Linked DNA regions of Homo sapiens: region 2 is linked to region 1. A link is a contact called in ENCODE POLR2A ChIA-PET data. All regions are on one chromosome and are shown on one strand. The core of a region is the stretch at or near the end of the contact, and the rest is flanking DNA. Distances in the headings are between cores, read along the strand shown.

Region 1 (2,700 bases), core at 131-2,630:
GCTCACCCACATGACCTTATTTTACCTTCCTTACCTCTTTAAAGGTCTTGTCTTCAAATACAGTCACACTCAGGACATGGAGGGTTAGAACTTTAACATATGATTCTTGGAGAGATACAATTTAGCTCACAACACATGCTATAAATGTTTTTAAAACTACCCCCCCAAGTTGGAATCTGTGAACGTTCAACAGTGCCAGTAGAGAGCTAGAGGGTGCCCCTTATAATTAGAGGGGTGTTGAGTTGCTCAGGGTCCTGGCAGGAAAGAGACAGCACAAATAAAATGGGTGATTGTCGAGAGTCTAAGGAGACAGAAAGGTGAGATCGGAGTTAAGAGAAAGCAATAAGAAGCAATGAAGAGCCAAGCACAGCACCATTTTACTCTGCAGGGGTGAGGAGAAGAAGTGGTTAGTGGAGATCAGCACTGCTGGATCTGCTGGTGAAGGCACCTGACAGGGCGAGGGCCTGCCATTGAGAAATACAGACACTGCTGAGCAGGGAACATGAGGCATAAGCACGCAGCCACTCTCCTCCTGTAGGGCCTTCCCCTTGGCTGAACCCTGCAGGCAGCTAGAGGGCAAGGGAGCCTGTATGACGCGTCCCCATGGCCAGCCTTCCTGGTCAAGGAGAGAGGCAACTGGAGATTACCTAGTAGAGACACAGCGGACTCACGTTTACCCCTGCCTGGAAAATTGCAAGTACAAATCTGGACTCCCAGCTCTTCAGCAGTGGAGTGAAGGAGAACTCCTGCAGGGCTGGTTCAGAGTTTGGCAGGATAAACATCCTTGTAGCCAGAGCTGGGTTGTGCAGGGGGAGAGTTGACTTGGAGCCATGGTACTCCCAGCCAGGAGGATGGCCTGGAGGGGCACTTGGATCTCCACAAAGAACGTGTTGAGTGGACTCTTGAAAAACCAGGTGCTCAGAGTGATTGGGAAAGTTAAATATTTCCTATGGGAGCCTGTATGAGTTTTCTGTGGCTGCTGTAATAGTTACCACAAATGGGATGGCTTCAGGAAACAGGTATCTACGCCTACAGTCCCAACACTTTAGGAGGCTGAGGCAAGAGGATTGCTTGAGGCCAAGAGTTCAAGACCATCCTGGGCAACATAGAGAGATTCTGTCTCTACAAAAAAAAAAAAAAAAAATATGCCAGGTGTGGTGGCATGTGCTTGTAGTCCCAGCAACTTGAGAGGCTGACTTGAGAGGAATTGCTTGAACCCAAGAATTCAAGGCTGCAGTGAGCCATGATTCAAACCACAAAAAAAACAGATTTCTGGAGGCCAGAAGTCTGCAGCAGGCTTGAGTTGGGCTACATTGCCTCTGAAGCCTCTGGGGAAAACCCTTCCTGCCTCTTCCAGCTTCCAGTGGCTCCAGGCGTTCCCTGCCTGAGGCGGCTTCACTCCCTCCTCTGCCTCTGTGGCCACACAGCTGCCTCCACTGCGTGTGTTTCAGCCTCAGCACGGTCACAAACACAGCTAACAAGACCAAGTACTGGGGAAGGAGAAGTCAGGAAATGAGGACTTCTCAAGTGGCAAGGTCATGAGAGACAAGGAAAGACAGAGAAAATGCCACCGATTGAAGGAGATATAAGGAGACTTGTGGGATCCTAAAACAGATAAAGGACATTGGTAGAAAAACAGGAGAAATTAGCAAAAAAAAAAAAAAAAATCTAAATAAGGTTTGTGTTTTAGTTACCAGTACTGTGCCAGTGTTGAGTTATGAGTTTTGATGCATATAATGGAGTCCTGTGAGATGTTAGCTTTCGGGGAAGCTGGGTGAAGGTATGAAGGAATTCTATGTAGTATCCTCACAACTCTTCCGTACGCCTAAAATCATTTCAAAATAAAACCACAAAGGAAAAAATAACTCATCTGTTGAAGGCTCCTGTTGGCTAAAAAAGCATGTGGGCTCCATGAAGCAAAATCTTAGACCAGCACCAAATGTGCAGGAGTAAATACTGAGTCCATACCAGGGAGGATGGAAATAAAACTGCAGCACCCACCATGAGGAGTCAGCCAGGCCATTTGCAGACAGAGGGCACTGCCTCCCAGCCTCTTCCTCAGCCCACTCACTGCACAGTTAGATAGAACCAGCTTGCCTCACCTTCTGATAGAAAAGTGAGTTTAAATACAACAAAAATAAAAAGTAGAACGCAAGTTCGACTTGGACAGAAAATACATTTACTTAAACTAAAGCAACTCTCAAGGGAGTGTATGCTGCATGCCAGAGAAGTCCAGGCTAAGGTCCAGAAGATACCGGAGGGCTGAGGTGCCAGAAGACTCAGTGGAGGGAGTAGGCGTGAGTCTGGATCCCTGACAGGTGTGTCGGAGGAGAGGGAGTGGAGAGCGCGTCGCAGCTGAGAGCCACGGTGAGAAAGTGAGACGGTGGGCAGGGTATTTAGGAACAATTAGACCAACTGAAGTGAAAAGAAGGCCTTGTGGAAGGCCTGTGAGAGATAGTGTGGCAAGGTTTAGATGCTACACACACCCTCACACACACACTGCACACACCAAACACACACAACACACAGTACAACACACACATCACGCACAACATGCAGCAGAATGCACACAACTATCACACCACACACACAGCACAACACACGCAGCACGACATGCACACACATCATACACATACAACCCATACAATGCACACAACACACATACGCCAATCACATCACACACACACACACACACACACA
Region 2 (2,700 bases), core at 39-2,538, 36 kb before region 1:
TTCCAAGCATTATTCTAGCTGATGTCAATGTGGTATTTTATTTAATTCGCATGAGAAGCCCATAAGATAAATATTACTGAACTTCATTTTACAGATGAGAAAACAGAGACATAAGGAGTTGAACTTATTTACCCAAGTCACACAGCTAATATATATATATTCCTAACTCTCAACTGAAAAGTCCAGTGTTTTCTTTTTGTTTTTCGGAATTCCCCAGCCAAGCAAGAAGAGTGGAATTTTGACATCCTGATTAGAACGTATCTGTATGTGAGATGAAAAATCAAGGAGGTCAAGCAGATGATCATGTACATTGGTTTTGGTTTTGGTTTTTATTATGAAGGATGGATAATGAGAGCTTCCCGGTAAAAAACACAAAACTTTGTTTCGTTTATACAGTTTTGTTCAAGCGTGAATAAACCAGGCAATATTGCAAGAGGAGGAAATGTGCTGAGGAAAATGACAATTATTTGCCTGCTTTTGAATCTTAAAATATTTGGTGCAAACCTTCAGAAGAGTTCAAAGATTTTTTCCTACCAGCTGTAAGTTAAATATTAGAAGCGAATGTCCTCATTGTAAGGACAAACATGATGCAAGAGCATAAAACTGTCAGTGTTTCAAAGAAAATTATATTTCTTGTACAGCTGGTGTCTTCTGAAAATGCACGAGCTCAATTCTTTTCTCCACTCGCATGTGTAGCCCTTGTGTTGGAGTGTCCACAGCCTGATGCAAAAGCTGCCCTGTCAAAGATTTTGAGCAGTTTGCTTAACTCAAAGCATAAGTAGAGGACAGGCATGGGACTGTAGGTCATGAATATCAATATTTAAACCCTAGCTCTACCATTAACCTGGGGCACCATTGTCACCCTCTTTTTGGAAGCATCCTTATCCATGAAATGGAGATATTGCAGAACTGTTATAAAGACTAAATTAGATGTTTTGTTTGTGAAAAATAGTTGCTGTAGTAGGTTGAAGGGTGGCCCCCCCACAAACAATAGGTCAACTTCCTAACCCCTGAAGCTTATGAGTGTGACCTTATTTGGAAAAAGGGTCTTGCAGATGTAATTAAGTTAAAGATCTTGAGATGAGATCATCCTGGAATGCTCTGGTGAGCACTAAATCCAATGGCAAGTATCCTTAGAAGAAACAGAAGAGAAGACGAGACCACAGGGAGGAGGCCTTGTGAAGATGGAGGCAGAAATTGGAATGATGCAGCCACAACCAAGGAGCTCCTGGAGCCACCGGAAGCTGGGGGTGGGAGACAGGGAACAGATTGTCTCCTGGGGCTTTCAAAGGGAGAGAAGCCCTGCCAACACTTTATCTCTAACTTCTGGTCTCCAGAACTGTGAGAGCAGAAATTTATGCTGTTTTAGCCACCTGGTGTGTGGTGATTTGTTACGGCCCCACTAGGAAAGTAGCGTGTCTAGTCAGTGGTAAATTTGTCATCAACACTTATTCTGTCCTCCGGTTCTTTTCCTTCCCAACTTGAATGAGCCCTCATCCAGGGAACTAGGAAATGATCCCCTACTGTCTGACCTGTCTGTCTTGTATCAAGTGTTACCCATTCTACCGTGGCATCACCACTGCATTAGTCCATTCTCACGCTGCTATGAAGAAATACCACAGACTGGGTAATTTATAAAGAAAAGAGGTTTGATTGTCTCTCAGTTCTGCATGGCTGGAGAGGCCTCAGGAAACTTACCATTATGGTGGAAGGCGCCTCTTCACAGGGCAGCAGGAGAGAGAATGAATGCAAGCAGGGGAAATGCCAGATGCTTATAAAGCCATCAGATCTCATGAGACTCACCCATTGTCACGAGAACAGCATGAGGGAAATCACCCCCATGATCCAATCACCTCTGCCTGGTCCAGCCGCTTGACACATGGGAATTATTACAATTCAAGGTGAGATTTAGGTGGAGACACAGAGCCAAACCATATCAGCCACCATGAACAAAAGCTCCCCATCATGTCTGTAAATCCATCTTCCATGGTGACATGCGGTCCTGGCGGGGAGGAGAGGCAGGCCAGATGCACTTGAAGATTTTATGCAGCATTCGCCAACATTTAGTTCTCCTCTATACCAACCACTAATTAGGTGCTCCACACAATCAACTCATTTAATCTTTTTAGCAAGTTTATGAGGTACATACAGCCCCATCTTACAGATGACAAAACCAAAGCACAGAAAAATAAAGTAACTTGCTCATAGTCACAATGCTAGTTAATGCCAAAGCTGAGGGATCCATCATTGGAGAATTCTTGCTTTTCACTACTCTGTTAGTTCCCTAGGGCTACTGTAACAAAGTGTCATGAGCTGGGTGGCTCCAATAACAGACACCGATGGTCTCACAGTCTGGAAGCTGGAAGTCCAAGATCAAGGTGTCGGCAAAGCTGGTTCCTTCTGTTGGCTGTGAAGGAAAGGTCTGTTCCAGGCCTCTCTCCTTAGCTTGTAGACAGTCATTTTCTCCCTGTGTCTCCTCACATTTTCTTCCTTCTTTGTACGACTCTGTCCAAATTTCTTCTTTTTATAAGGATATCAGTCATATTGAACTAGAGCCCACTCTAATGGCCTTTACTCTATCAGTGCCTCCCGAGAGCTCCCTCAAACACCATTGCCAGACCCACCCCCAGAGTTTCCAATTCTGAAAGTCTGGGATGGGGCTTGAGGATTTGCATTCCTAACGCATTTCTAGCTGCTACT

Evidence for each region. ChIA-PET counts read pairs that join two places held with the same protein, here RNA polymerase II (POLR2A).
Region 2: POLR2A ChIA-PET joins it to region 1 with 12 read pairs in HEK293. The contact joins two enhancer-like sites. POLR2A ChIA-PET finds 5 or more read pairs at or near these places in 5 of 52 experiments (CD8-positive, alpha-beta T cell, HEK293, PC-3 and 2 more).

The regions. Positions count from the first base shown.
Region 1 is chr13:106,596,064-106,598,763 of GRCh38, reverse strand. No RefSeq gene overlaps it. Among named protein-coding and RNA genes, the nearest start is that of ARGLU1-DT, 20 kb to the left of the region's middle. Within about 2 kb of position 1,380, at least 7 of the 41 ENCODE cell types and tissues checked have a DNase peak (open chromatin) inside an H3K27ac peak, as active enhancers do.
Region 2 is chr13:106,632,148-106,634,847 of GRCh38, reverse strand. No RefSeq gene overlaps it. Among named protein-coding and RNA genes, the nearest start is that of ARGLU1-DT, 16 kb to the right of the region's middle. Within about 2 kb of position 1,288, at least 2 of the 41 ENCODE cell types and tissues checked have a DNase peak (open chromatin) inside an H3K27ac peak, as active enhancers do.